Linked DNA regions of Homo sapiens: all the other regions are linked to region 1. A link is a loop called in an ENCODE intact Hi-C map of the cell type or tissue named here. Cell type or tissue: PC-3. All regions are shown on one strand. Links, peaks and the distances in the headings refer to the core of each region. The heading gives the core; the rest is flanking DNA.

Evidence for each region. A loop is a pair of places that touch in the nucleus more often than their neighbours do. Peaks named below come from ENCODE experiments on the same cell type or tissue, not always from the same donor. Only the 100,000 strongest peaks of a DNase experiment are listed, where the experiment ranks them.
Region 2: it touches region 1 in a loop (8-fold over the local background); 4 of 110 quality-filtered maps call a loop at or near these places.
Region 3: it touches region 1 in a loop (8-fold over the local background); 4 of 110 quality-filtered maps call a loop at or near these places.

Annotation. Positions count from the first base shown.
Region 1 is chr17:66,621,468-66,632,367 of GRCh38, reverse strand. All of the region lies in intron 3 of PRKCA (protein kinase C alpha), which reads right to left. Among named protein-coding and RNA genes, the nearest start is that of MIR634, 160 kb to the left of the region's middle. In PC-3, for the core only: a CTCF peak has its summit at 6,918; a DNase peak (open chromatin) is centred at 6,937.
Region 2 is chr17:66,517,129-66,528,028 of GRCh38, reverse strand. The region is part of intron 3 of PRKCA (protein kinase C alpha); the gene reads right to left. Among named protein-coding and RNA genes, the nearest start is that of PRKCA-AS1, 110 kb to the right of the region's middle. In PC-3, for the core only: a CTCF peak has its summit at 4,204; a DNase peak (open chromatin) is centred at 4,818; H3K4me3 peaks cover 599 bases; H3K27ac peaks cover 2,579 bases.
Region 3 is chr17:66,426,614-66,437,513 of GRCh38, reverse strand. All of the region lies in intron 2 of PRKCA (protein kinase C alpha), which reads right to left. Among named protein-coding and RNA genes, the nearest start is that of PRKCA-AS1, 15 kb to the right of the region's middle. RefSeq lists a silencer at 3,583-3,780. In PC-3, for the core only: no CTCF peak of the experiment used is centred there; a DNase peak (open chromatin) is centred at 5,443; H3K4me3 peaks cover 841 bases; H3K27ac peaks cover 1,305 bases.

The sequences.
Region 1 (10,900 bases), core at 1,954-9,953:
AAAAGCCCCCTCCTCTGAACAGTAAGACAGTTTTTTTCTAGATTGATAAATAAGTAAATGACTCTGGGAAAGTGTGGGGACAGATTAGGTTCAGACATGAAAGTAAAATGAGACTTTTAACATTATCTGAAAAGATTTAAGTTAAAAAATAAATCCATACATTATCTATGTAACCCAAATTACCACGAAGTCCAGCTGAATACACTGGCTATATTCCGGCTGCTTCATGAGACACCATTGGGGGAAAAGCCTAGCATGCTGGAGGAACTGGGGCGCAACCACCTCATCTCACTACACAGGGGCTTTGTTGGCAGTTTCTCTACCAATCTGCAGAAGAAGGTGTCTATATGAAGGCACTATGAAGATATTTAACACCACAAGCCACCAATACAACTCTTAATGAAAAGCTATTATTAAGACCATCTTCCTATTTCATAATATATCTTATTCATTAACATCTCAAGACATTGTTTTATGTCCAGTTTTTGCTCCATCATCAATCAACTTTAAACAAATTTATTTTTAACTTTTGTGAGTACATAGGTGTATATATTTACGGGGTACATGTCATGTTTTGATACAGGCATGCAATGTGAAATAAGCACATCATGGAGAATGGAGTATCCATCCCCTCAGACATTTATCCATTGAGTTACAATCCAATTATGCTCCTTAAGTTATTTTAAAATGTGTAGTTATTATTGATTATAGTCACCCTGCACAACTTTTAAATTTCAAAAACCTCTGATGGTTTAATATGGAATTCTGATATTAAAAAAAGATAAGCTAGGTGCAGTGGCGCATGCTTGTGGTCCCAGCTATTTGGGAGGCTGAGGCAGGAGGATTGCTTAAGCCCAGGTGTTCGAGGCTGTAATGCGCCATGATCATGCCTGTGAATAGCCACTGCACTTCAGCCTGGGCAACATAGTGAGACCCTGTCTCTAAAGTAACAGTAATAAAAATAAGATGTTTAAAATGTGTAAGTATTCAAATCACAAACCCTAAACATAACTCATTTATAAATAAGGTTATTTCCTAGGTACCTATCAATTTCTTCATTTTGCCTAAAAAAAATTATTTACCGTACACCTACTATGTGCCAGGTGGTGTGCCCACCATGTGAAGACTCCAGGTGAGGCTCAGGTCCTATCTAACTTGGAATGAAGAGACTAGATTATACTGCTAACAAATCACTTCTAACTTTCAGTGGCTTTCCACAACAAAAATTTATCTCACTTTTCACTTAGGGACTTTAGCAGTCACTATCTAGGACATATGCAATCTCACAGCAGAGGAAAAAAAGAAATGGCAGAGTACTCAACGGCTCATATATCTCCTGCTTGGAAATGGTGTCATCATTTCTGTTTGCATGTCACTGGCCAAAGCAAGGCACATGGCCAATCTGGAAGTCAACAGGGCCGGGTGTAATAACCTCCCCAGAAGGGGACAGCAAATATTTTAAATAATAACACAATCTACAATGGCCCTCAGAAAGCTTAGTATCTACTGCCATTTTATATTATTTGGTAAAGAGCCACAGGATGGGTTAGGACTTCAAACTTTGAAAGCTTGTAGGTTTGAGTTCAACTGAAAGTAGTTTCAAGTTGGTGATGCCCAATGAAACCGTCCACCTTGTAGATGTAATTTTAGCTCAGCAACAAAGCAGTACCAAACAACCTCAAAATCTCATTGGCCTAGGTTTATTTCTCACTCATGTTATATATCAGGAGCTTCAGAGAAGGAGCACCTGTCTACTTATTCCAGGACCTAGAGATGAAGGAACAGCTGCTATTTGGGACATGCCATTCTCATGGCAGAGGAAAGGAAAAGCAAGAGGTGAAACTGAACGACAGTCTGTCAATGCTTCTTGAAGCAGCTAAACTTCACTCCCTTTGGCCAAGACTGACCCTAGGTTGGGGATGCTCTGCATCCAGGGAGGGGCTACAAGTCACATAGCAATGGGTAGGACCTATGATCATCAGAGAGGTAAGGGAACAATTAGTGGGGGGCAATAATACAATATTCCACAGATATTCCTGTATGTCTTTCTCTAGCCTATCTACTTAGTATTTAAGTACATACTTACACATATACTTAAATCATGTTTTTGTTCCAGTTTTTGTTTCAAGGATAAATCATTATTTTTCTTTTTCCTATTGTCATACTGATTCCTCTAAGGAAAAAGTCATTCAAATATTGTATTTCTTTGCCCATTCAATTGGGGGTACTGACTACTTTAACTAGCTTTATGGTAACTCTGAGAATAGTAATCTTTTGAGGAATAGCTCACGTTTTAAAAAAATGTTATTTAAAACATTTATTTTGAAATAATTTTAGACTCACAAGCTGTAAAAATAGCACAGAGAGTTCCCATGGACCTTTCACCAGCTTACTCAAATAACAGCATTATACATAACCATAGCACATGATCAAAACCCAGAAATGGACACTGGCCCAATGCTATGAACAGACTGTATAAGGATTTCACATGTGCTTATTGTATAGGAGGGTATGTGTGTGTAGTTCCGTGAAATTTTATCACATTCATATTCATGATACGGAACTTCCCAATCTCCACAAAGAAGCTCCCCCATGCCACCCTCTTTATAGTCATGCCCTCCCCTCCCCTAACTCCTGACAACCACTGATCTATCCTCTATTAAAATGTGATACCATTTTTTTAGCACCAAATAATGTTTATGCTAATTACAGACTTGGTTAGTTCCAATACCATAGTTGGAAAGGAACGTAAAATAGGAATACAAGAAGCATCTAAATTATGCAAACCTCTGCCAGCCCTGTACAAAGTGGTAAGTCTCCTATAAGAATTCATGGCCAAGTCTGTACGACTGAGAACAAATCAGAGATAAACAAAAACACATTTATTCAGAGTCTGCAAGATCCCATCATTTTAATTTAGTAAAAACAGGATCAGGTCATTGTGTGAGGTACCCTGTCTGCTATTCTGTGATGATGTGGGTCAAATTTTGAAGTCCACTCTTTGGTAGTAGGGAGCTAACATGACTGGGATTCTGCACTCATTTTTGTCATGAAGTTCAAATAGTATAACATTATTTGCAAGAGGGCTGATTTTTATGCCTCACTATAATGTCATAAGATTCCCCAGCAGCTGGTATTTGTTCATCTATTAAACACACAGAGGAGGCAGAAGGTGTAACCATGTCTTTTTCTCGACTGCCAAGTCCAAATCGGCAGGACTGTCTCTTTAGGTACCTCCGAACTTCACCCTGACTCCTCATTACTTCCAGTAGATATTTCCCAAGCAGCAACCCCTCTTACCCACGTTAAGATAAATTTTATTTTCTTTTTTTGTTTTTGAGACGGAGTTTCACTCTTGTTGCCCAGGCTGGAGTGCAATGGCACAATCTTGGCTCACTGCAACCTCTGCCTCCCAGGTTTAAGTGATTCTCCTGCCTCAGCCTCCCGAGTAGCTGGGATTACAGGCATGCGCCAACATGCCTGGCTAATTTTTTTGTATTTTTAGTAGAGACGGGGTTTCTCCATGTGGTCAGGCTGGTCTCGAACTCCTGACCTAAGGTGATCCGCCCACGTCGGCCTCCCCAAGTGCTGGGATTAGAGGTGTGAGCCACAGCGCCCAGCCAATTTTATTTATTGATGTTCAGTGATCTTTTTGGTTATAACCTCACTTTAAAAATCGAAATGTGCAGTTTATGGTAAAATAGTATTCTAGTAATTTGTTACTAATTTTCTATTGTTTAGGTCACGTGTTCTTTTAAGTAGGTAAAACCATACTTGCTGTAAAAAATTAGAAAAGGTAGTTAAGTAGAAAGAAGTATATACACATTAACATTTTGGTGGATTTCATTCAAGAAAGATGAGAGAGAAAAAAAGAGAGAGAGGCTGATAGGTAGCTTTTTAAAAAATCTAACAGTTTATGTTAAACATTTTTCCATGTCATTAAATATAAATCAGTGTCACATCTTACTGTATGATATTTCATCATACATTCACACTATGATGGATTTAATCAACCCCCAATTCCTAAACATTCAGGTGATTTTGTTTTTCACTGTTATGAATAACACTACCATGAGCATCTATAAGCACACACTGTGCAAGTGTCTTATCAGTTCCCAAGGATAAAAGCCAGAAGTGGAAATCTTGAGCCAAAGAGGTGAACATAAAATATTAAAAGCAAAAGCTATCCACCGAGAGGCAGAGGTCTGTTTTTGATCAAGCTGCTTGTGGTTGTGCTGGACGCTTGCTGAGCCTGCTGGAATAAGCTTGCCAGTAACCAGTTTTACATCTTAGCTAAAAAGTGATATGTTAATCCTTGGTTTTTCTCCGTTTTTGTTAGGCTTGGGCATTTGGCCGTGCATGAGTTAGGTACCCCCATCAACCCCATCTGCTCAGTGACTGCTCAAAGCCTCCACAAATTGATAGCTGAGGTTTTCTTCTCTTCGATTGTAGCAAGCCATTCTCTCCTCAAAGATGCACTTGATCTCTAATTGATACCCCTTCATTCCTTTTCTAAAACCAGGAATTGGGAAACTATGAAGGTTCAATTTTTTGGGGGGGGATACTGAATTTCCAACCATGCGTTAGTTAAGGATGGCTGGTAGGAAGCCGTAAAACAGGAGAACCTGCCAGAAGAAACACTCACACACTCACACGTAGTTCTAGACTGCTATTGGCCTCTTTGGCACTTAGTTTTAGTTGATCCACTGGATTCGGTTTTATAGCTGTGACTGGGTAAAAGACACTTACACCTTGGTCTTCACTCGTGAAAAGCACCATCACAAGTATAGCTGCATTGTCTGTTAGCACCTGCCCTTCCACGTCTCACTTTGCACTTCTCAGCATCTCTGCATTTGTTTGTGTGCTGGTGGTCACAGAGCATGCAAAAGTATCATATGCATGTATTCCTTCCTCCCTCTCTCCCTCCTTTTCTTTAAACAACAGAAGGCAACACTAATGCACTTTCCCTTGTGGCGTTAAATGTGTCCTAAGCAATGCCTCCCAGAACTCAACCTGAAGAATAATGACCAAAATAGTACTCATTGATACATTCCCCCCAACCCCCACGCCCCAGGACAGCATCAGAGACTTCCAATCCTACATCTTAACCCACTGGCATGGTTTGCTTAGCTGTTAAAAAATTTTGAAGTTTGCCTTTAGGATGGCAGAAACCTACTGTGCACATTTGAAATTCACCTTTCTGGGTTGTTTTTTAAAGCAAAACAAATACCTAATGAAAATATCTCTGCAAATATGCTAATATTTCTACATGTAGCAGACAGTTGTGTTAAAATAAAGGCAGAAATTCAGCACTGTTTGCCACAACAAATGTCTAGTCTTTAGAGCTTAATTCTCTGCTCTGCAGAGGGAGGTTATGACATGGTGGCTGGAATAAAGGGGAGAGGGAGGGATGTGGCATTTAAGTGCATTTCTGTGGATACTTCTAGTGAGAATGCTCTTTTTGAGACTAGAGAAATACTGTAACTGCTAATGTTCCAAATTATTGTTTCTCCTATTAGCCACTTTAAACTTAGAATAACTCAACATTTAAAAGAAAAAATGGCAGGGCGCGATGGCTCATGCCTGTAATCCCAGAATTTTGGGAGGCCCAGACAGGTGGATTACTTGAATCCAGGAGTTTGAGACCAGCCTGGCCAACATGGCAAAAACCCTGTCTCTACCAAAAATACAAAAACTAGGCTGGGCGTGATGGCTCACGCCTGTAATCCCAGCACTTTGGGAGGCCAAGGCAGGCGGATCACGAGGTCAGCAGATCGAGACCAGCCTGGCTAACATGGTGAAACCCCGTCTCCACTAAAAATACAAAAAAAAAAAAAAATTAGCCGGGCTTGGTGGTGGGTGCCTGTAGTCCCAGCTACTCGGGAGGCTGAGGCAGGAGAATGGCATGAACCCAGGAGGCGGAGGTTGCAGTGAGTCAAGACTGCGCCACTACACTCCAGCCTGGGTGGCAGAGTGAGACTCTGTCTCAAAAAAAAAAAAAAAAATACAAAAACTAGCTGGGCATGGTGGTGTGCACCTATGGTCCCAGCTACTTGGGAGGCTGAGGTGGGAAGATTGCTTGAGCCTGGGAGGCAGAGGTTCCAGTTAGCCAAGATCATGCCACTGCTGGATGACAGAGTGAGACTCTGTCTCAAAAAAAAAAAAGAAAAGAAAAAGAGGAAGACAAAAGAAAAAAGGAAATATAACCAAACCAAATGGTAGCCTTTGGGCTCTTGCAACCAACTTAAAGGTAGCCCCAGCCCCACCATGCTTCACCTGTACGCAGAGAGTTCGGAAACATATTTCTAGTTTACCTGTTTATCCATCTTTCCTAAAAGGATGCTGCTGGGGGCAGAGTGGTGGTGGTGGGGAATGAGGCCACATAAATGTGCAGAGTCCACCTTAACTTTCAATGAGGTTTCATTATTTCCTTTTATCTTGTGATACGACCATGGAGAGTCAAAGGAGAGTCTCCAGTTTAAAGATGAAGAGACGGAGGTTCAGGAAAGTAAATGATTGAATTTGAAGCCATGGATAGTTAAGTGGTAAAATCGGGACCTCAACCCATGCCTCTAACTCAATTAACGGGCCTGACCCTGTGCTAGACGCTGAACCAATGGCACATCCTAGTAACATATTGGGCAATAAGGCTTCTTCTGGTATGAGGATAAATAGTGATACATAGGATAGATACCTAAACTTTTTTTCTCCAAGTAGCTCAAATAGACAGAGAACAGAAGGCTATTTTCCCCTGAGGACAGGAAAAAGGGTAAAATGTAAAGCAGCAGCCTATCATGATATGAAAATAAGTGATAATGCTATCTTCTATCTTCATTATCTCTAGATTTCTATTCCTACTACTGCGAATGTGTCCAAGCTGGAGTAGAAAGACAGATACCTTTTAATTCCACTAGAGGGGAATAGAATGACATCAAGAGATACAAGTCAATAGAGTTTTAAAGTTTGTCACCAGCAGAGTAGAGAGGAACCCTGTTGTCATTGCACTTCTGATGAATTTGTGTTTTACAGTGTTCATATCCCTCTCCTTTAAGAAGTCTACTCCAAAGATGTTAAATCAGGCTGAAATTTTTACTCAGTTTCTATGCTACATGCAATTCAAACATTCTGTTCTGGAAAGTGATTTTTCTATCATTCTTTGTTAAGCACACAACATTTGACAGCCAAACCAATGTAATATCATAAAGAACTTAATTGGTATCCGTAAGAGGAAACGTTCTGTACAAACAGAAGTTTCCACAGCAAAGTAGTTCGTGATATAAAACACCATGGGAGACTTTCTTGTGATCTATAGAAAGATGAAGGGTTTGTTCATCAGAAAATTCGTGATCCAGCCCAATGCTGTCCAACAGAATCTTCTGCAATGAGGGAAGTATTTTATCCACACTCTTCAATATAGTAACCATTAGCTTTCTATGACTACTGAGCCTTTGAAATGTGGTGACTCCTAATGAATTCTTTAAATTTCTTTTAATTCATTTATAATTTTTTTCTAATGATGCAATTATTTGCAAATAATTCTTTTTATTTATTTATTTATTTATTTATTTATTTATTTATTTGAGATGGAGTCTCACTCTGTCACCTAGGCACAATCTTGGCTCACTGCAACCTCCGCCTCCTGGGTTCAAGAGATTCTCCTCCCTCAGTCTCCAGAGTAGCTGGGATTACAGGCACCTGCCACCACACCTGGCTAATTTTTTGTATTTTTAGTAGAGAGGGGGTTTCACCACGTTGGCCACGCTGGTCTCAAACTCTTGACCTCAAGTGATCCACCCACCTTGGCCTCCCAAAGTGCTGGGATTACAAGTGTGAGCCACCACGCCTGGCCAAATAATTCATTTAAATTTAAATCACCACAGGTGACTAGTGGCTACTGTGTTGGAGAGTGCAAATTTAGAACCCTCTGCCCAGTGGCACCTGATTTGTTCAAGTCTATGATCTTTTTCTCCCTACTCCTTCCCCAAAGTACTACAATAGTAGAAACAGACTGAGAGAGAGTTTCAGAGTCTGGAGATAACTGGCCAAGATGAAACTGTCCATGTGGCTGGCAATGTCTCTTGAACTGGCCCTTTCATGCTAACCCCACTTTACCAGACTAAGCCAGGCCTTACAGCCCCATATCTAGCCTCTCGGTGGCTTCCTTCCCCATGCCACACTCTACCCCAGTCAGATTAACTCTTCAGGATTCACTGACTGGCATGCATCACTCCTTTGCTCAAAAACCTCTAGTCACTCCCCAGTGCCTACTTAGTCCGGCTACCATTTGACCCAATGTAATTGTTCAGTCTCTTTTCCCACCACAGGACTCTCTGTCAACTTGATGACACCCTACAAGTTTTCCTCAGTGTCTTTGGGTACAGCCCCCTACTCCCTGCCCTGGTCAGGAAAGTCCCTCTCTCCCCTCTCTTCACCTCTTCTCAGCATAGGTTTTAAACATTTCCTTGCCTCAGGGCCTTTGCACTTGCTGTCCATCAGCCTGGAGCCAGGCACCCCAGCTCTTCAGGAGGATGCCTCACTTGTCATTCAGGGCTCAACTCAACTGTGCCTGCCTCCTACTCCTCCAGGTTTTCCTTGACTCTCTCGGTTAAAGGGGCCCTCCAGAGCTTTTGTTCTGTTATCTTATTTCTTATTTAGCTTTATCTTTCTTATTCCATTTTTGTTTAAATTCAACTTTTTCTTTAAAATGTAAATTCTACACGTAGCAGGGACCTGATCTGCCTTGCTCATGGTTGAGCTTCCAGCACCCAAAAGAGGGCCACTGCATCAAGCAGGTTCTTTGTGAACATCTGTCAAACGAATGAATCCTGCATTCCCTCCCAAGGCACGGCACACTCTTGGAGATCAGAGACCACGTTGCATATCTCCTGGGAGCTCAATACATGTTTGCTGAAGATAATGACAATGGTGACATTTAACCCAAGCTGCAGCTTTCCACCCATTCCTTCGTGGGTGACACACCATTACATGAAGTTACTTTGCAAATCAGGCTTCCAAGGTCTCTAAACAAATCTATTGCCCGCTGATGTGTACCTGTCTCTTTAAAAGCCTACATCAAGTTCAGGCAAAAAAAAATCTGGCTGAGGTCAGTAATTAAGGATGGAATAATCAAGTGATACTTACATTGTTATCCACTGAGGAAAATTCTAGACCTTTCATCTGATTACATTTGTGAATTTCTATTGCTACAAGTGATAACACAGGCATTCTGGTACAAAGAAGGAGCAATTCAACTTCTTTTACCAAAGAAATGACCAGTGGAAGATAGAGAAGAAAAACTGTCCTAATGTCTGTCCTACAGGAAATGGGAGAAAAAACTAAATAAGCAGCAGAGCCTATATTCAACTCACAAATCAACGGTTTCCTGGGAAGAGTCATGATATGGTTTGGCTCTGTGTCCCCACCCAAATCTCATCTTGAATTGTACTCCCATAATTCCCACATGTCGTGGGAGGGACCTGGTGGTAGATGATTGAATCATGGGGGCGGTTCCCCCGTACTGTTCTTGTAGTAGTAAGTCTCACAAGATCTGATGGTTTTATAAGGGGTTTCCACTTTTGATTCTTTCTCATCTCTCGTGCCACCACCGTGTTAAGAAGTGCCTTTCACCTTCCGCCATGATTGTGAGGCCTCCCCAGCCACATGGAACTGTGAGTCCATTAGACCTACTTTTCTTCCCAGTCTTGGGTATGTCTTTATCAGCAGCGTGAAAATGGACTAATACAAGTCAGTTCCCTTGTTTATTGAGTTAATTACCCAACAAGTGTTACTCTAATATCTACTTTTCCAGGGGATGTCAGTTTTCCACATTAAAATGAAAACCATGGTCCTAAGAAAAGGTAACCACCATGGGTCAATTCTCTCATTACAATTAATTTTTAAATTCTTTGTTATATGGTCACTGCATTCTTAAGCACAGATGAAAAGAAGTGAGCCATCTGGGGCTTCTGATCTGCCCTGTTGGGCTAAAATTTTGATGGTAAACGTATCTGTTTGTAATTGGCTTTCCTCTGTTATTGTTAATCTCATTTCTCAGGTTACAGAAAGAGAAGGTCATTGCTTGCAAACAATTAATTATAAACAACTCAGTATTTATGAAGAGTCTGCAGGAAGGCTGCTGGTTATTATGACTGTTAGTCAACCTATTTTATTTTTCTTTGACAGACAAGGTCTCTCTCTGGCACCCAGGCTGAAGTGCAGTGGTACGATTACAACTCTCTATAACCTTGAACTCCTGGGCTCAAGCAATCCTCCTGCCTCAGCTTCCTGAAGAGCTACTGCCATGGCTAGCTGTTTGTTGTTGTTGTTTTTAAATGGATGGAGTTTCACTATGTTGCCCGGGCTGATCCTGAACTCCTGGCCTCAAGCAATCCTCCCGCCGTGGACGCCCAAATTGCTGGGATTAGAGGTAGGAGCCACTGCAACCAGCCTCAACTTATTTTTAAAGACCCTTTTCTTCTTGCTGACTCTCTGAATTTAGCTGCAAAATCCTGCTATGGCTTAACAGAGGAAATGCATTAGAGGATCAGATTATTTTGACATATGCAAATACATTGCTTCAAATGAGCTCTTTCTGATCACACCTGGGACGTATGCACCTAGAGGAGGTACTATTTCTTACTTTTGCTTGCCATTCTTGGAGGTTTCTGTGACATTTTCAAAGAAAACACCAGATCAGTAACAGGGATCTGTCCTGAAAAGTGCATCTACTCCATGAACGAAGCAGATATTTTTAATGCTTCCTCTTAACTCCCACTACAAGAACCACAGACTTCGCAAAGAAATCTGGTTCTAATGAAGATATGAAGATTTCTAATTCCTAAATGGAGCAAATAATCCTCTGAACACTAAGTGGTCAAAACGGGTGGTATGATTGAATTGA
Region 2 (10,900 bases), core at 1,076-9,075, 100 kb after region 1:
TCACCATCTCACCATGTTGGCCAGGCTAGTCTCGAACTCCAGACCTCAAGTGATCCGCCCGCCTTGACCTCCCAAAGTGCTGGGATTTCAGGCGTGAGCTACCGCGCCCAACCTGTATCATGTTTTTAATGGAATACTGTATTAAACATTTTCCGTATTTCCATACAGTCACCAAGATTATTGTTTTTAAACCAAATCAAGTCCCACCCAGTTAAAAAGATCATTATGAATATATTTTAAGGGGGTGGAAAAATACAATGGACAGTCTTTTCTTTTAAAATGTCTTTGTAATATTTTACAAGAAAGTGATTTTAGTCCTTAAAAAGTAGAAAGAAGAATAAACAGCAGTACAGATATATGCTGACCCATGAGGCCTGGTCAATTACTTCCATCACAATACCAGAGCTGACGGGAGGAGGTTTGAGCAGACAAAGGTCTGCGGCATTTCTCATGGGAGGCAGGCAGAGCGGATCAGTGCCTCATTCTACACAAAACACAATCAGATTGTCTTTCAGCAGAACAGAAATAATCACCCTATTGTCTAACATCATGAATGACCCGCAGAGCCACAAAACATTAATAATAAAGGCAAAAGTAGCAACTGGCTCCCTCATTTGTATGTCCTCTAATCTGCAATTTGTCGCCTTATAAACTTTAAGGATTATGACCTGTGGATGCAAATTGCATTGGTCATCAGTGCCAACAGCCAGGCACCAGGATAACTTTACCTCCTATTTTACCTATTTTATAAAAACACAGAATAATGAGAATGCAAAGCACAGTAGGAAAATCCTAAAAGGAACTGGGGCGGGTATGGGGTGGGCAGGTAGAGAGGCGGAGATTATAGCCAAATGGATTCTATCCAGTTGCATCATATCAAACAGGAGTCAGCTAACTTTACCTGCAAAGAACCCGGTAGTCAATGTTTTCAACTCTGCAGGCCACTCAGTCTCTGCCTCAAGTATTCAACTGTCTGTGGCAGGGCTGAGCAGCTGCACACAAGACACACACAAACCACTGGACATGGCTGTGTTCCAATAAAACAAGCCTTGGGCAGGATGTGGCCCAATAAGCTATAGTTTGCAACCCCTGGTATACAAGGAAAGACAGGTGTCTTCAATGTTATACGCAGACCAAAGTATCCCCAAACTGCTTCTTCACCATCTCCAAACTAATTTACCTCTCTGCTCATCTTTAACAAGTCTTGGCTCTTCTTAGGAGTCACACAGACACAGGGGTGAATATCATTACTGGCTCCAAATGTTCATCCCTGGCTGTAGTATCCATACCTTTTTTTTCATATGACTTTGAAATTCCTCCCCTAAAGATACAGTCTATTTCCCTGCTTCCTAACTTTGAGCTTAGCCATGTGACTCACTTTGGCCAACATAATGAGACAGAAGTAACGACATGCCCCTACCAAGCCTAGAATGAACCAGACTTAGTGTTTCTGCCCATCCTCCTGGGTTTGCCTTGCCCCCTTAGCCCTGGGAAGAGCACACCCAAGCTAGCTGCCCCAGGTCAGAATTGGAGAAGAGGTACGGCGCAGAGTCCATTCACAGCCTCACAATGAGAGGCCGAGATGCCTAGCTGAGCACAGGTGAAATCAGCCAACCCTCAGGTGACATGCAGATTATGTCTGCAAGTGATAACATGACTGGAAGCGATAACATGATTGTTGTTGTAAAGCCACCAACTTGTGGGGTGGATTGTTAGGTGACCATAGCAAATTAATAAATCCATTAATCATAAACCAAACCACTTATTTATTTCAAAGCCACCCAATCATCTTCACTGAAAACCATCTCCTATAATAATTTTCGGATATACATATAGGCACATATTTCAGCTATATATTTAATTACTAATAAATGTTCTCAAGATTTCCTCATAGTTATGTGTAGCTGCTTTTATCCACTGATCAAAACAGATTTCTGTAGAGCAATATACAGTTAGCATACACAATTTCCAAAAATGTTTCAATCACAGCAGTATGTCTTTTAGACCATTTCTTTAAACATATGGTATATCATTATCATAAAGGCAATCTGGAACCATGACGACTCTTATTGTTTATTTATAGGAAGTATTATTAGCAAGGGCATTAAATAAAATATTGTTTATAAAATAATTATGTGCACAGAATGTTCCCAGACCTTCTTCTGAATTGAAAAAAAAAGAGACTTTTGGAAGACAGGAAGAAGAGTATGGAGTGGCCCTGACATGTTTCTGTTTAATTCATGAAGTCAGGAGTTTATTTTCCACTTTGGTCCCACACTTCTGATATTACTGAGTCATGACTTTCATCAACACTTCTAGGAAAGAAATAAGTGTCAGTCCCCCAGAATGAAACCACACTTGTCCAAACTCTGGTCAGGGTCATGTTAGTCCCATACCTTTCCAGTACACTCCAACTATTTACATCCATCTGAAGCAGGTCCATGAGCCCTGGCGATCTTCCACCCTTCACTAACCACTGTCTCACACGTGCCAGCGCTAATCTGTCTCTCTCCACAAAACACGTGTACAGCTGGGCACCAGATTTCAAGTGGTTCTTTTCCAAAAATGTGTCTCTAAGTGGATGGTCCAAAATGTGAAAGGCATTTTCCAATGCCAACCTTCCAGGGCCTATTTCATTCATGACAAATAGGAAATATATTAATATCTATATTAAGTTCATAAATATTTACATCTTTCAATTATTAGTAACAAAAAAATATGATGCTGATGGTGAGCATCTTGAGACTTTAAGCTGGTGAAAGCTCATGCAGCTGCAGGTGCCTGATGGCCTAACTCAATGGTGCTGGTTTGTTTTACACTCATTTCTGCTCCACGTGGTCTCTCATCCTCCAGGAGGGTAATCAGAACTTCTGTGGCTGCAGAAGTTCTGAGTGAAGAAGCAGGAGTGGGATATGTGAGGTCTCTTAATACCTCAGCTCAGAACTCCCATGATGTCAACTGCACTGCATTCTGCTGGTCAAAGGAAGTCACAAAGCCACTTGACTCACAGGAGTAGAGAAATAGACATCTGACTGAAAGCATGGCAAAGACACGTTATAAGAGAACATGTAACCAGGATGGGAGGATCTGTGGCTATTCTTTGCAATATACTACATATACCTAGCAGTCACATATTCTATTGTTTCTACATAAAAAGGCATTGTGGTTTTATGATTTAGTCTCCTTGCAGGGAAGAGGTGGGGGAAGTGATCTTGGATAGAGGAAGACAGACCCAGATACCTGTCACAGACTCCTCCTCACCTGGGGCAATAGGCAAGCGTACCTTCCAGGCCAATGGCACTGTAACCTAAGCTCTGTGAGCACAGAGATTTGTCTGCTTAGTTCACTGCTGGATACCCAGGGCACAGAAGAGAACCTGGCCCATAAAAGGCAAGCAGTGAAGATCTGTGAAATGAGAAGAATAGACATCTCCTAGGTGTTCTGATTGAAAAATTACAGAAGAGCTCTGCAGTAGGAGATGAGAACTGGATTCTCACATCTAAGATAGTACTAACTGTACATATGGGTCATCTCAAGTCAACTGTTTATAAGTCAGGGACTACCCGTATTTAAAATTAGAGTAGAGAAATGATGTGCTAAGACATTCCCACATCAGTCTCCCAAAACAACAGTAACAGTTTCTTGTGACTCAAAAACAAATGAAAGCATAATGAAGGATACTTCCTATATTGTTCCAATGTAACAAAAATGCTCTTTGCTAACTTTAAAGGAATCTGAATCGCAAGCAACAAATTAGCAAAACACACAGTCTTCCACTGAACAATGCCCCTTACAGAGTATCAGGAATTGAAAATCAGGGCACACAGTAAGTTTTGGGAAAGAAGTGCAGTAAATGTTTTTGTTGAATGTTGGAGCCAGAAGACCCTAGCAGTTGTCTAATCCCCCATCTCCTCCCACTCACACACACCCTGTATATGTTGCAGAGGCTGAGGCCTGGGAGTTGCGAGGCTTGTCTGATGTCACCCAGCTAGTCAGCAGCACAGATGGGATAAAAATTGAGGAGTTCAGACTCAGCTCTGAGCTCTTTCCACTACACCCTGCTGACAGTTTTCAGCCTTACTTGCAGCATAAACAAGCTTTTGAATATAAGCAACTATAAATAGTAATTAGTCAGAGTCTTGTATTAGATATGTTGACATCATCAGAAGGCAATTCTGTTCATTACAAGCCCCTCTGACGCTCGCTCTGAAAGTTGCTGCCTTCTTCATGTCCACCAGGCACCACCCTGGACCTGCCTTAGGTCCAAAGTGCATCCTTCCAGCATCTTCCGGCAATCTGAGCTTCATTACAATGTCCCCTCCTCCTGCCGGAACTCACCAAATAGTCAGGTGCATTCGCTTTTTCTCAGCCATATTCAGGGAAGGGAGCATGATTTTTCTAATTCTTTTGCATGTTCCCACAGTACTAAGCAGGGATCTGACATACACATTTTGGTTAAACATAAGCTAATATTTACTGAATGATTACTATATGCTGGGCAAAGAGCTAGGCATTTTAAATGCATTATTTCATCTAATTCATCCCAAAACTCTATAAATAAGTAGGATTGTTTGTCTTCTGCCCACAGACAAACTGTGGTCTGGAGAGGTTAAATGCCCTGCTCAAGGTCATACAACCAATAAAAGATGTTGATGCTGAGATTCAACCCAAGTGCTATTTGACTCCAAAGTTTGTGCTTTTTAACTCCCAGTTTTTCCTAAGAATGACCTGCCTGAATTTCGGGGAGGAACTGGGGGAATGCATTTTGGAAAGTATCCCAGGTGATTCAGATGTGCAGCCAAATTTGGGAAGTCAGTGCCCCACACTCTGAAATCCTACACTGATTGACTCATCTTGCTTCTTCTTCTGCAGCCAGAATGACAGTGTGACCAGAACCTGACCCAAGCCCACCTCTACCAGGTGACTCAGGCCACACACACTTCAGAGAGTACTGTCTTCTCTCCTGTATACAAACTTTAATCCTTCCCATCCAAATCCTCCCTGGCCATCTCTGGATACTGTTGGAAACCGGAGGGCACCAAATCTTTATTCCGGGATCAGTAACAGAATTCATGATGACACCAAAGGTCTATCAAGGAAGTCCTGGTGGCACAGCCCAGGAAGAAGCAGAAATCAAGACCCCACTGGATTCATAGTAGGTTTCATTATGAATAATGCCCTCTTCCTTTGGGGCCTGGCTTCTTCTTTTTTTTTTTTTTAGTGAGCGACCCACACATACTACACATCAGCCAATGACAGACCCAGCTAGACAGTCTCACACTATTTTCCCAAACTTCAGAACAGACACTATGGTTTTCACTGCTATGCACATAAACTGTGTGTCTTAACCTTCCCTCCTGCAAGCATGCTTCTAGTTTGCCTTGGGCAGCTGGTTCCTCCCCTTCAACAAAGGTGGGGTTCAGCATGAACCCCCAGTACAGAAGGAATTCGGTCTCTTTATTCCACAAGCACACGGCACCTGGCGCTGGACTGAGCCTCTCTGGGAGATCACAAACAGGAGCTTCCATTTCCATCCCACATTTCACTTCGCTCAAGGTGCTCCTACTTCGATTACTGTCCCCTCTTCCCCCTGCCTATTCTCTCCTTTCGGTCCTGCCAACTGACAAGAGCTCCTTTCTGCCTAGCATAACTGAGATAAACTCATAAAGATACTACTAAATGCTAACAGGAAATAAACATAGAAACTGCAAGAAGTGAAAAAAAAGTGGGCATTATAAAACACTGGTGTTCTCATCCTGCCATAGTCAGGTTCCACTGGCTTTGCCCCAGGTGGCCTGCCATTCGGGGTATCCACCAGCTCTCCCCAGGGGCACGTTCCTCCCACGGGGCTCCTGGTCCACATCCACCTGCAGGACCCGTCGCCCAGGAGCTCCCTACTGGACATGTTGAGGGATGTGTGCTCCAAACCAAGAGAAAGACCCCTGTCTCTGTCATACAGGGTGGAAGCTAAAATATGGCTAAGATGGAAATGAGAGATTGAATAGTAGCTAAGGGAACCACAGACTGAAGAAAGAATTCTTTCAGAGCTAAATTTAAGTTCATTCCTCAATTCTTTCCTTCACTCAAGTATTTTGTTATTTCAAAGAGCATTCTGTATTCTGAAGATTTATCTAACACTAGAAACCAGGTGTCCCTATTTCCCAAGCCAGTGTTCTTGCCTTTCAAGGAGTCAAGAAATACAACAATTCTTGACCGTATTTTCTCTTCTCACACATATGGCATAAATCCATAAACCCAAGAGGCATTTATTCTCTACAAGATATTTGAATTTGGCTGAGACTGGTCTTCTTTTTCTTGAAAACAGTCCTACTGCATAAAGTCCTTCTTTTCAATATTTACTGTAACTTAACACACTAAAGAATCCAGCTCCAGCCAGATGACTTGATTCATCACTGCATAATTGGATGTTTACTTTTGTTGTCCTAATTAGCCAGAAAGGAAAAAAAAAGTCACAGTTTAGTCTTTCTTAGAGAAAAGATAAACCTTATTTTCTCATTTGTACCATCTTCTGGAATCTTGGGAGATAGTACTTATTAGAAAAAGTTAAGCGTGAAAAGCAATTGAGAATTAAAGAAAAAAAATCTCTGTGGCCATGCACGACCATTATCCTTACATAGGAGTTTGCCTCTGGATGCTGAAATCATGTTTAAAAACTATAAAAATGAGAACTCTTTTATGGTCATTATACTTTACACTATAGATCGCCATCACTATAATATGACATTATTACCATCTTTGGACTTCTACACTATATAAAAACATGAGTTAGCAATTGCCAAATACTTCCTTTCACTGTCTGTGAATATACTTGCAAGAGAAACTGCAGACTGCTGCAGAAATCTGGTAAATGTCAAACATTTTTAGTACTTTTTTTTTTTAAGGGGGCAATTTCCAAATCAAAATTAGTTGGAGCTGCAGTTTGGTTTGTACTGAGTGGACAGATGCCCAGAGTCCTGAGGCTGCCACAAGCCACACTGTCCCCGAAGCATCTCCTACATGAAGACCTCCTGCCTCCTCATTTGCCAGTGCTGCCCTGGCATGGAGACTTTTAAATCATTGTATTTTTAAAAAACATTCTATAGCAGGCTTTTATAAAGCAATAAAATCAGGAATGACAGACCTCAGAGAATTTCACTGTCTCTAAAATAGCAGTGGCAAGTGGTACTGGAGTCATTTTACTTTTCCTGATAAGTTTAGGAAGAAATCTTTTAGGTTTTAAAAGTCAGAAATCAGCAGTCACATTGGAATAGGAATGAAGAATATAGAGTAGAAAAGTGTGGCCAACTGTTTCCTTAGCCCAAGGAGAAAGTATAATTCTAAATAATAAATCTGGATACCTGAAATTTAGGGGAAAAATGGTTGCTAACTGCATTACCTTTGATAAGTTGAACTTAACGTGCCTTTTGATAGCAAGACAAATACAAACTGTGCATTCAAAGTTATTCTGTTCTTTGAAGTGGCTCACACCTGTAATCCCAGCACTCTGGGAGGCTGAGGCAGGATTGCTTGAGGCCAGGAGTTTTGAGACCAGCCTGGGCAACATAGCAAGACCCTGACTCTATAAAAGATTTAAAAATTAGCACGGTGGGCTGGGCATGGTGGCTCACACCTGTAATCACAGCACTTTGGGAGGCCGAGGCGGGTGGATCACCTGAGGTCAGGAGTTTGAGACCAGCCTGGCCAACATGGCGAAACCTCATCTCTACTAAAAGTACAAAAATTAGCCGGGCATGGTGGTAGGCACCCGTAATCCCAGCTACTTGGAAGACTGAGGCAGGAGAATTGCTTGAACCCAGGAGGTTGCGGCGAGCTGAGATCACACTATTGCACTCCAGCCTGGGTGACAGAGCAAGACTCTGTCTAAAAAAAAAAAAAAAAAAAATTATTAGTGTGGATGGCATGTACCTGAGGCTATAATGAGCTATGATCAGATCACTGCATTTCAGCCAAAACAGACAAACAAACAAACAAACAAAACAAACCAGTTATCCTGGCCTTCCAATAGCTTAGGAATCCAAAAGCCACCTTCTCCAATACCTTATTTTAACAGTGAAGTGTATGAGCTCTGGGAATTGCCAGGAATCTTACATGGTAAGGAGAACTGCACTCAACCATATCCAAGGTAATCTTGGCCCCAGAAACATAGTCTAGGGTTGTGATTCTCAAACATAGGCATTACTTGGAGAGCTTGGGAAATGCAGAATGCCAGGCCCCAGCCGCTGCCTTGCTGCTTCAGAAGATCTGTGGTGTGTGAATATCTGCTAATGAGCTCCCAGGTGATACTGATGCTGAGGTCTGGCAAGCCCCTTTGAGAACTGCTGGCATAGGAAATGTTAAAGAAAGTGTGGGCTGGAGGAATTAGTGCTTACCAAGCACCAGGCGCTTCAAGATCCTGTATCATCATCCACCCCATTTAATTCCCAGTATAACTTGTAAAAGAATCACCAATTGAAAGGTGAGGAAACCGAGGGCCAGGAAGGTTATGGAATTTGCTGATAAGTGGGGAGGCAAGAGATAGTCCCAGGGCAGCAAGAGTCCACTATACCTTCCAACTGTTTCCCACCTTAAGGCCCCAGTCAACAAAATCACGTACATCATAAAATGCCTTGCATGAATATCTGACTGGACCATCTTACAAGCTATAAACTTGCTAATAAAAACATTCTAGCTAGAGGCCTCCAAGCACTCAAACACAATATGCACAGCCATTTTTCATCCCAGGAGCCAATTTCCATCTAAACTGTTGTTGGAAATTTCCAACAATCCCTGTGAACTTTCGGCTTGCTCCTTTCCTGGATTCACTCAACAATCTTCCAAATCCTCCTTTCTCAATAAGCCAGCCCTAATGGAGCACCTAACAACGGACGGCCCCAAACCAGGACATAGCTCACTATCTGCAATAGAAATAGCATGAGCCCATTGCCTCCACTTTTCCAGGTTCTATGACTGAAGACCCTGATGTTTGTGTAGTGTTTATGGGTGTCAAGGTTAAATGTCTTTAGTGTAACCTCCAAACACAGATTTCTGTGCTTTGTAGTGTACGCATCATAGCACAACACTTGATATTAAAGCTCTGTGTTGATGATAATGACCTGCAGTAACTCTCCATTTCAGGGAGTCCCTTACACGGTATTAACAAAGCAACTCCAAGATCTGTTTCCATGACAACAGCAGCATCACACAGGAAAGAGAATGAGGAGAGTACAAAAAGGCTTTTTAGAAACTGTTACCAAAATGCACACCCAGTTTAGGAGACTAAAAATTTTCTGGGCATTAGATTTTGGGTTAAAAATCTTTTCTTTTTTGAATGTATTCTCTAATGATGTGACTATTTTTAAATGTCTAATAGGGACCGATTCAGAACACTATAAATACCATCCATCTGTCAAATTTCAGGAGGTCTAAAATTAGGTTACCAGGTTCATCAATTTCCCTAAGAAGATTCTCGTAAAAATAGAACAAACCTTTCTGGTAGCATTCACAGTAAAATCCTGACAGTTCAAATGCTGTGGTAAATAAACTATACTTATTTAAAAGCTAAAAACTATTAAGCAACTCCAAAAAATCATATTTTTTCCTGAAAAAAGTTAAGACAGAGAATATCTTACGAAACAGGAGTTTCTTAGGAGGCCCTTCAACTTACAAAGCCACAGACTGAAAATACCTCCCATCAGAATGTGGTATAAGCAAATCACATATTATCAACCAACTACAAGGAAAAGACACATCACATTTTCCTTTCTACTGTGCTCATCATCAACCTCTGCTTATGTTTGCTTTTCTCTGGTGGATGAGGTGGAAATTAAATGAAACACCAAACAATGCCCGTAGCCTTCTCCTCGCCTAATATTTTTTTCTGCCATTATTCCTTCATTGACCATCAAAGACGACAGGGCCATCTTACTAAAAATATCCTGGAACAACAGCCAGCATTGAGATCTTTTTTTTTTCTCTCAGCTACTGGGAGGTAAGGTTATTTCACCTACATGTGTACCAAGTTATTTTTAAAACTTGCCTTGTTCTTCTCTGGTTATTCTATTTCAATAAGCAAAAGGGAACCTGCAGCCGTACTCACAACCATCCTAAATATCCTAGCTGTTAGATGGTCCACGTTATGGTCATCAACACAGACACAGAGTGGACTTTTCATGCGTAAACTGATAAGCAGAAACTGCTTTGCAAAAACAGCTTGATGAGTAATTTTCAACCTTGTCACAAGCATGGAAGTTGCACACCTCAACTGGATGGCACTTGCGCCAAGAACTTGGTGTTAATTCTTTTTTCTCAGTAACTATCCATTATGCTAAGAGGCCACAACAGATTGGCTCAGAAAAACCTGTAAGAATGGTTTTGGCGTGAAAAAAGTTAGAACAGAAATTCTGTCTAACGTCAAGGTTAACTCAAGCAGAATCTGATCTCTATTCATTTACTTGCTAATTCAATAAATATTTGTTGAGAGCCAGATACATGCCAGATTCTGTGTAAGCACTGAGGACAGGGACGGGGAGATGAAAGATAGGTTTTGCCCTCAAGGGCCACAGTGCATGGGCAGACACAGAGGAACAATTACAACAAGTGGTATGAAAGTCTTCAAAGAGGCACGCAGGAGGTGGAAGAGAAACAACTGAATTGGGGGCGAGGAGGGGAAGAAAGGAGTCCATTGGGGGACAGGGAGTAGTCAGGAAAATCTCCTGAGATACTAATTCTGAAAATTTTTTATTTTTTGAGATGGACTCTCACTCTGTCGCCAGGCTGGAGTGTAGTGGCCCAATCTCAGCTCACTGCAACCTCTACCTCCCAGGTTCAAGTGATTCTCCTGCCTCAGCCTCCCAAGTAGCTGGGACTACAGGTGCGCACCACCACGCCCAGCTAATTTTTG
Region 3 (10,900 bases), core at 1,979-9,978, 190 kb after region 1:
GTTATGTTTCCTGGGAGACAAGACCTCTTTAAAATAAAAGCTTTTTAAAACTCCCTGAGTTACTTCTTTCCCAATGCTTAGAAGCAGTATGAATAAGAAACTTATCATTTGAAAAACAAAACAAAATGCTGGAAGTTTCTTAAGGTTTGAGAAGCATCGACATTTATACCAGTCACAGGCAGATATTTATTATGATGGAGAAAACCTGTTCTCAGCCTGTGCCTTCCCCTGGATCCAGATTTCTCCACCACTGCACACATCTGCCCACCATTGTTTGCCAAAAAAGGTCCTCTCCACCTGCTCAGCAGGGCCTTTCTCCTCTGTGTTCCCCATGCTGCCAACTCCCTACCTGGTCTCCCACATGCATTCCTGCCTGCATTTGTATTTCTAATTTCTTGCCCTCTATTAGTTCTCTTTGTATAGCTTTTAAATTCTTAACTCCTGGCTTCGTTTGCTCTGCTGCCTCTTCTAAGCACCACTCCATCTTTTTCCTATAATCTCCCATCACGGTTCCCATATCCCATAAACTCTGGCTTCTCAATCATCCCACAGCTGAACGGCTCTAGCATGTTTAATAATATTCAAGCCTAATCAGTGGTACATTATGTTAGCCTCAATTTTCACTTAATTCTCATTGTATCTGACTTATACGACATCTTTAAAAAAAATTCTCCTTCCTCGGTTCCCATGACAACACAGTCTCTCGATTTGCCTCCTAATTCTCTGGTTATTCCATTGTCTGTGTCTTTCTTGAATTTCTCACTGTGCTCCCACCAATCCACAGAGGTATTTCCCAAGGCACAGCGTTGAGCTCCATTTCCACTCATCCTCCCTTTATCAAGCTCTGAGTTCACTCCATTAGCAAGATCCTTTCTTCTCAGACTTTCATCGTCCACCTCTCTGCGACTGATTCCCAAATCTAGACTTATCCTCACTCCCATAACTGGTTCCACACCTATGTCTGACTTTCAATACAATGAATATTCACCGTAATAAAAGCACTGGCATTCAGTGGGTACTTACCACACGCCAGGCACTGTTCTAACCATTTCACGTGTGTTCTCTCACTTAATCCTCGCCACCACCTTCTGAGGTAGGTGCTATTTTCACCCTCATAAATGGGGAAAACAGACAGAGGTTCATTTGGTCAAGGTTGCAAAAGCTAATGACTGGTAGAACCGGGGTTTGACCCAGATGATTGCAGAGTCCAGAATCCAAACTTCAGGGACATACTGCCTCTCCTCTCTTGAAGAGTGCTAAGACTTCCCCCTGCTAAGTCATTCATCTCCAGCTTTCACAAGATTTTCATTCAACATCAATGCCATCCAACCTCTTGATTCTCAAGCACTGAAGACTTGGAATTATTTTTCTTCACTCTTTTTCTTTACCATCCAATTATTGAACAAATCCTGGTAACTTTTCTCCATAATGCCTGAAAATGGGACCCCCCTTTTCCCCTGCCAGCCATCACCAGTTTCCACCCATTTGCACCATGGATCCACTCAGAAGCTGCAGTGGTTTCCTCTTGCCCATGATGACAAAGCTACTTTCCTTATCCTGTAACTTGGCCTCTCCAATCCTAACCTCACTACTAGGTTCAACAGAGCATGGGTCCTTCACGATGGTCATGTCAAACACGCAATCTCCTTTATTCTTAGCGCTATGCCTGCATCCACTTAACTCATGGCATCCTCTCTATCTGGAAACCTCTCTTCACATTTTTTGGCTTTAAGACACAGCTTAAGACCACCCCCCTCCCCCAAAAAGTCCTCCATGCTTGCTCATCAGAACCGCCCCATAGACTTCGCACTTCATGCGCATTGTTTTAAACACATCTTTTCACATTTCTTTTTGTCAGTGCTTTATATCTTCCCAATTTTATATAACACTTTTTCTCCCCACCAAATTTGCACACACCCACCTCTCCCTCCTCCCTCCCAGAGGCCTAGTCCAGGGCTAAGTAAACAGGCTACCTGCTTTTATGGAACATAGATACCTTATAGATACCTTTTGTAGGCGGCATCTGTGATTCCGTGAGTGCGTCTCGCGATTGCCAATAAGAACACAGCACACAAGCACCATCACACCCACACGACAAAACGCCGGCTGCACGGGACTGCAGCCTTATTGTCACAACATTTTGAGCTTTCTGACAACATAAGCTGCACTTACAAAGAAGTCAGAGCAAGGAAAGAAAAGTCTCAAACTGTGCTAGTTAGTTGGTCTAGCAAGGTACTGTGATAGCAACTTAAGTGGGGGAGAATCAGGAAGGCATTGGACAGAGAGGGCCAGGACGCAGTCCCCAGGCTGAAACCCCTGGATGCAGCACTAGCCCCTCTTTGCCCTCAAGCTTAGCAAAAGCGTCTATTGCATTCTGATTTCAAGCACATTAGACCCCATGGTAAAAGCCTGGCATTTGAATTTATTTATTTCATTCATACATCAAAGGTTACTCCCAAGAATACAAACAGCAAAGTAGAAATAAAGGTGAAAATCAGCATTAGGGAAAATGTCGATCAAACCAAAGAGTCAAGTTTGAGAAACAAGACTAATGTAAATATTCAAGCTAGGATTTCATGAGTGGTGATAGTTCTGTGAACATTAATGGGATAGTTACTGTGTTCTAGGAAGGCTCTCAGCCCTTGATGTTATGATTGTACTTGTTCCTCATAATAACCCCACAAGGTAGGTAGTAAATACTGTAGCCCAGGAATTGTTATTAGGACTGCTGGGGTGCTATCATTCTAACCCAGGCAAGAGAAGTTAAGCAAGCTGTCTAGGCCATGCAGCTAACAAGCCGAGGAACCAAAGTTTGAACCTGGGCAATCTGACTCCAAGGCCACATTCGGGGAAAAAAGGCGTGTGCCTAGGAACAAAGAAGCAGCTACACATCTGGCTCTGTGCTTCCAGATCACCATAGCAAAGGGGGAAATCGTCAAAATGCCAGCACCAACTACAGAAATGGGGAGCTTTGCTAAAACAACTCCAGCAGCGGTGGCTGGAATGAATTAAGCATCCTCCTGTTTCTGACCTCTCCCTGTTCACCCAAGGACAGGATCTATAAGCTCAGATCAGTGCATCATCCATGTTTCCCAAATCATCATTGAAAGCCATTGTTTTCCTTTCATTCAGGTCCCTCTTAGCACTGTGAGGCTCATGATGTCTTCACAAGGTCTTCAAACACTGCACTTGATAAGCCACATTGTAAAGTCTAATGAAGACGGGCTGTCTTCCATTCACACTCCCATCCTACCCCTTGATGGCATTAAACTGCCAGCCCCCATTAAAGGATGCTGCCTTCTCTCCCAGTTAAGCTGCTCCAAACCTCAAGACTCAAGCAGAAATAGGACCCATTTGCCCAAGAGTTCCTGCTGGCACCTGACAAGCCCAGGGTGACAGCAAGAGGCCCAAGAAGAGTGTGGCAGGAGAGAAAGAGCTCAGGCTGAGGGAAGCTAGAAGTCAGGGTCCATCCTGGCTCTGCTGCTCCTGGCTCAGGAGATTCACCTCCGTGCGCCCTACCTGCTCCATCCACAAACTGAGGAAGCCTGACCAGGGCAAGGCCTACTAATGAGGAAGACTGAGGGTCCTCAGGGAAACTCAGTTAACAACCAGGTGCCCAGGCCTCACTGCTGGAGGTTTGAGTGAGATGTTTCAGAAACTCCTCAGGTGGACTGGGTGCAGTGGCTCACACCTATAATCCCAACACTTTGGGAGGCCAAGATGGGTGGATGATTTGAGCTCAGGAGTTCGAGACCAGCGTGGGCAACATGGTGAAACCCAGTCTCTACTAAAATATAAAAAATGGGCAGGGCGTGGTGACGGGTGCCTGTAGTCCCAGCTACTCGGGAGGCTGTGGCCTGAGAATTGCTTGAACCCGGGAGGCAGAGGTTGCAGTGAGCTGAGAGAACACCACTGCACTCCAGCCTGGGTGACAGAGCAAGACTCTGTCTCCATAAAAAACAAAAATGAAAAAAACTCCTCAGATCAACTTCTGAGCTGGAGGAACTCAAGCTCCATCCCTGCTCCTTTAGCTACTCCATCCATAAACAAGCAAACACGCATCCTCACTTGGTGTTTCAGAGAAAGGAGAGCAGAAGAGGAAGTGGGAGGGATCTGCAATAGCTCAGCAGGGAGAGAGGCTGCTCTTGACTATGTTTATAGGAAACTTCAGTGGAGGTAATTTCATTAGAAGATGCCTCCAGGGCCAGGACCAGGGCCAGGGCCGGGGCCAGAGCTGGGGCCGGGGCTGCAGGGAAGCTCTGGGCCCTGGGGTTTCCTCCAGGGCACACACTACTGGGAACACATACACTGAGGTATACACGGCCTTCCAAAAGCATCCCAGCTATTGGAACACTTAATCTCTAGAGTTCTTGCTTTTAAAAAAAGGCAGTGAGGGTATATCCAAACTAGGAGGCAGGGATTATTAATTCTAGCTGCCACCTTCTGGTTTTCTGAACTACCTCCTTCCCCCCGGCTAACTGCACACATCAGAGTCTAGTTTTGGACACTTAACCTTCAGTAGCTCACACCTCACAAAGAGCCTGGCTTCACAAGCTGCCCTCTCACTTACTGAAAGGTCTTAGGTTGGTACAAAAGTAATTGCAGTTTTTCCCATTAAAAAAATAGCAAAAACCACAATTACTTTTGCTCCAACCAAATACACAATAGGCTGACTGCAAAGGTGGGGGTTTTGGGGCTTTATCAGTACTGATGGGTCCTGTGCTGACTTAGAAACAAAATCTGACCTGCTCAGTGCACTGGTGGTATCACTTATTCAATCAACAAACAGCAACTACAGACCTACTACATGCAAAATACCAAAGAAACTCACAAGAATAAGGCCCAGTCCCTGGCATCAAGACTCTTAAGATCTCAAGAAGTGACAAGGCCTAGGTTCTCCAACTGGCCAAATACAGGAACTTAGAAAAGCCCCATGACCTCCCTAAGCCGTAGTTTTCTCACATATTTAATGCAAATGAAAATCAGACCCCCTGAAAATAAAATATTATCAGGGAGGAAGATTAATCACCACAGGGAAGATTCTCCCTGAGGGTCTCTCCTGAAGCTTTGTCTGAGAAAACATCAAAAAGCGTATGTGGAGGAAGAGTGTGCTTGGGGGAAGTAAAGGTGGGGGAATGATCTGTAGTCATGGTAACAAGAAACTACCAGTTTAAGAATCAATGACAGCTCAGAACCAGTACACGGGCTTCTGACATCCCCATGCTTTTGTCAACAGCTGATCAACAAGGCACTCATCCAAGGACCCTGCTAATGACCTCTCACTCCCACCTCTCAAAGCCTGACCAGCCTCGAACTTCACGCTTCCCAAGATCCTAAACAAGATCGGCTCCCAGCTTTGCTGAGGAAAGCTGCCACTGAAGAGAGCTCTGCTTCTTACTTGCATGAGTAATAAATTTACCTTGTTGTTGCAAATTTTTGGCAATGTTCTCTTTCTTGAATATGAGTCACTAAAACATTCTCCCCTTCCTTTCAGGGCATGTTTCAGCCTAAGGATAAAAAAAGGGAACGGTCTTGAAAGTGCTTTGGAAATGCTGATTTGAAATGAAAAAAGAATTAGGATGCGGGGGGAAATTATTACTGGTTTTCCATGGGACGGGTCCTCAGGTTTACCCAGTGCCAATTTGGCCTTGCTTCAGACATAATTCTGCTATACTTAATTATTGGCTTTCAGTGAAGATTAAAAGCTGCAAATGATGTGCGGAAGAGGGACAGAGCTGGCAACCAGGGTTGAACTACTAATGTGTCCAACTCAGGAATCAATTCCATTTAGTGCTAAATTCTTAGTTTCAGAAGGAATTTAAGAGTAATACAATGGAGGGGAAGGGCATGTGTGTCACTGATGAGCATGGACTTTGCTGGAGCGCAGAGGGGAAGCGACAGCTACCCAGAGTGAAGCTTTCTCAGCCAACCTCTGGAGAGCAGAGACTAAACTTCTGCAATATTTCTGATGCAACCAACTTTATTCTGACCAATTTGGATCATGAGCCACAGGAAGAAATGAAACTCAAATTATTTGTCCTGCAGACAAATGAAAACATGAGGCCACCTTTCCTGAAGAAACGTGCTTGTTCCATTAAGAAAAGTATGAAAAGATCAGAATGACCCAAGAAAAGAAAAAAGCAACAAGATGAATTCATTTCCATGACTATTGTCCGGCACAGCTGCACTGAACTCATTTGCATCGCTATTAAATAGCCCTAATAAATATGAATATTGCGCAACATAAAGCACGTAAAAGGTCCATGTTTGAAATATCTAAAAGTATCAAAAACAATAAACCCAGTAGCCCAAGGAACTTCAAATACATTGTTATTCTTCCCATCAGAAGGACAGTAAATTAGTGGACAATTATGAGAAGAAAGTAAGCATTCTGAAAGCTAGTCATTAGTGGTACACAAACAAGAATAAATTTTCCAGTGTGAACAATAAGGGCTGGCTGTGATTTTATTACAAACTGGAGGCCCAAACCATGCTTTCAGAAAGCAGTTTCACCCCATGAAGCAAATTAACACTCCACTTTTCCTTGGGGCCTGTGATTTCCTTGGAAAGCCCTCTGCCAGTCAGTAAGTGGGACTTTTCCTCTCTGCATGGAAGGTAAAGGATTGGTTGGAGGAACTGAAGTAATCAGCAGTAATCAAGCTACAGTGCTGGGAGCCCTGGCCTAAAACAGCCGTCTTCAACTCTGCATCCTATCACTTGGCCATTTCCTAGTGCCCCAGAAAGTCTCCTGAAGGCCACCTTGCTCCTCATCTATGTGGACAAAGGCAAAGGAGGAATGGTAGAGAAGGGCAAATGAACCTTGTCCTGCAAGTTCTCTGCACCATGAATGAAAATCAAGCACTAATGGAGGAAGATCTGTAAGGGTTTCAATCTGGAACCTCTTTGTGGCTCAGTGCACCACAGGGCTGGCCCCCTAAGGACCTGCATCAGACCCATGCCCCAGATTTAGGCTTCAACCCTGAGAGAGAGAGACCACCCCTTAAGAATAGGGGAGGAACACAGCAGATGCCTCAGATGGCTTACCACGAACCCAAGCACAGGTTTTGACTACAGGGAGACCTCTGTCATGCCTCTGGTCCCAGGGCCATGACTCCAGATACTGGCTCTTCCGGAGCCATGGCCCTGGGAAAGGAGGCATGGCAGAGGTGTCCCTGTAGTCAGCTGGGGGCTGAGGCTGCAAAAGCTGATGATGCCGGATGGGCACCACACTCTGCCCCCTGTATTCGGTGTTGCCCCCCAGAGCCTAGAGGCTCCAGGGACTTGAAATGGGGAAAGGCGGGAGACTGTTCTCTCTCCGCATGGATCCGCTCAAAGCCTGAAGAGGAACCTTGATGGAAAAGGAGGATGAGGGCCAGTTCCCAGCAGAGCAGGGAAGAGCTCATCAGGGGCTGTGCAGACAAAGAAAACGGAACTTTCATCCAGAACCACCCAACAGATAAGTACATCTATAATTTTCTCTATCATATAAAGAGTGTGTAGCTCAGGAGTCCTTGAAGGGTGCAGAGAAAAGCAGTATTCTATCACACAGACCACAGAGATGCTGGTCACAAGCCTAAGCAGATGCTTACATCCATGAACCCAAATCTGCTAAGAATAAAGGTTTCACTTCAGTAAAAGGTCTTAAAGCAATCAGAGAACTACATAAACCACCACTCCCAGCATTCCTATAGTAACTTCTTCCTATCCGTCACATTAATTCTCTTACCCAATGTATACTCTCATGAAGATGGACTCTACCTTTGCCTAAATTTTGCAGGGAGGTACAGGCAGGATTGGGGGCAGGGAGGATAGGGCAGTGAGGAGAGAAGGAACCAGATAGGCGGTAGCTTCCCTCTATGAAAAGAATCAGCAGTTGGACCTTAGGTGAGGAAGTTACCTCAGTTTCCTCATTTGGAAAAAAAAATGGACTAGATGCAACTATCACTAAATCTCTTCCCAGCCCTAATATTCCATGCAATGTACATGCAACCCCTCACTACTAACTGGTTATTAAATGATAATCACAAATCAAACCACAGTGAAGTAGAAAACTCTCACTTCCCAGAGCTGTAATGGTACAGACTGAGGTTCTGTTTCTAAAAATCAATTTCAAACGTTAAATATATCAAAACCCATCATGAAAAGAAAGTAAAACCCCATGTATGCATTCAGACACATGTATTACGTTCATGAAACCCAACGATATTAAAGCTAAGTTGTCAATCTTCATTTTGGAAGATGTTTCTACTATGCGGAGCTTGACTACTGAAGCAGCCTTAACACAAGTCTTATAAAATTAGGAGTAAAGCACATTTATTTAACACATATTTATGAAGCATCTACTAGATACCAAGCACTATGTCAGATTTTAGCTGAACAAAACCAGACACAGTCCACACTCTCAAGAAGTTTGGATCTGGCGGAAGAGCGTGAAAAACTACCACAAAAAGAAATCTCCTGCTGACAAAAAAGGTGTTCTTTATCACCCCCAAAGATCTTCCAACTACATTTAAAAATAAGACAATTTATCTCAAACTTTACCTAATACTTTCATGTACATTAATGGCTCTTAAACGTCTTCAGGTAGTATATGCTTAAGTACGAGTTTAAATTTACAGTGACTCCTTCAATGATCCTTTACTCTCTATTTCATCAAAATTAAGTATCTGCAGCAGGCAAGGAGTAGCAGCCTTCTCCTTCAAGATTTTCAGGCTGGGCGCGGTGGCTCACACCTATAATCCCGGCAATTTGGGAGGCCAGAGTGGGCGGATCACTTGAGGTCAGGAGTTCGAGACCAGCCTGAGCAACATAGTGAAAACCCATCTCTACCAAAAATATAAAAATTAGCTGGGCATGGTGATACATGACTGTAGTCCCAGCTTCTCGGGAGGCTGAAGCAGGAGAATTGCTTAAACCCAGGAGGTGAAGGTTGCAGTGAGCCAAGATTGTGCCACTGCACTCTAGCCTGGGTGACAGAGCGAGATTCTATCTCAAAAAAAAAAAAAAAGAAAGAAAAATTTTTCAGCTTAACTTTTCTGGACTATCTTTTTCAACTTTCTTGAAATGTCTTGTGCAGTTTCCCTTGAATTCTAATGTGATTTCAACTGGTTTTATTCCCCCTGAAGTGATCAAATAAATCATCTTTGGTTCATGCTGTCTTCCTTTGACATCTCACCTGTTCATTAGTATTTTGAAGACAGCTCGATATCGGTGCTGGAATCCCTGCTTCCTGCAAAGGCCTATGGATTCGACCTTCTCTAATCACACATCCCTGCCATCAAATCAATCTATCAGGTTTCTTTATCCCTGTTGACTCTGGCACAGCAGTGCCTACAACCTTCATGCAACATCAGCCACAGAGAGTGGAATCGAAGTGAATCACGTGAGTCGGGCAATTACTGTGTAAAAGCACCATTTACGATGAGAAAAAAATCATACAAGTAAGGGGCTATCAGTCAAACCATTATACATGAGGGTCTCATATATACCTTAAGTCTTTGCTCAGTACCAGCACAGCAGAGGTCAGGAGGAGGAATCACAGAGGCCACAAAAACAAGTTACATGGGATGCATTTTTGCCTAACTTTGTCCTCGTTTGGAGCAAGTCAGATTAAACATTAACTTTCATAATCTAGGACCATCAAGATGCATCCTAGGTTCTCAGGTGAAATATCTGAAACATTTCTTTTAATTTATGCCAATAAATTGATCTTCCCACTCATTCCCTTTTTAAGCACCTGCCATCTTGGCTTTTCACCACCACATTGAAATTGCAACAAATCTGCACTTGATGTTATAAATCCCCCCATACTTAGAAACTCTTTCTTAACTGCTTTCTGTGATATGAAAGTGAATCCCAAATGCACATCTTCAGTCCTGACAGCACAACAGCTCTAGAAAGCCCTTGCCTACAGGACAATCTCCAGTTAAGAGGTACAAAACAAGGCCAGCATCTTAAACAGGCTTTGGCTACAAATAAACAGAAAACCTAACTCAAAATGGCTTAGACCAGAAGTGAACAAACTTTTTCTCTAAAAGACCAGATAGCAAATATTTAAGGCTTTGTGAACCATACTGTCTCTCTTTCATAACTACTCAATTCCACCACTGCAATGCAAAAGCAGCCACAGACAATATGACATTGCTGCATGCCAATAAAACTTTATTTACAAAAAACAAGTGAGGCCAGGCATGGTGGTGCATGCCTATGATCCCAGCACTTTGGGAGGCCAAGGCGGGTGGATTGCCTGAGCTTAGGAGTTCAAAACCAGCCTGGGTAACATGGCAAAACCTCGTCTCTACGAGAAATACAAAAATTAGCCAGACATGGTGGCACACACCTGTAGTCCCAGCTACTTAGGAGGCTGAGGTGGGAGGATCACTTGAGCCCGGGAGGTGGAGGTTGCAGTGAGCCAAGACTGCACCACTATGCTCCTGGAAGACAGAGCAAGACCTCGTCTCTTAAAAATTAAAAAAAAAATTTTTTTTTAAGTGGCTGGTGTCTCATGGACCATAGTTTGCCAACCCCTGCCTTAAACAATAAAGGTTAATAATCTTACAAAAAGGTCTGAGGCAGGAAAACCCCAGGGTTAATTAATTTAGCCACTCAACCACCTACGAAGTTCCTGTTTCCTTCTGCCAGCTTTCCTCATGGTCACAGGATGGCTGCCACTGCTCCAGGAGATACATGCACGCATGGCAACATCCAGCAGCAGCTGAAACAACCTCTTCTTTGTGTCCCTTTTTAGGGTAAAGAAACCTTTCTCAGAAGTTACCTGCTCACTAACAGGAATCACATGCCCACCCTTGAAGGGTATTCCCACGACTGTCTCAAAGCAGTCAGGATTTACCCAAGTTACAAGGGCAAGGGTTGGACAGTTGAACAAAACGGGGGTTCTTGC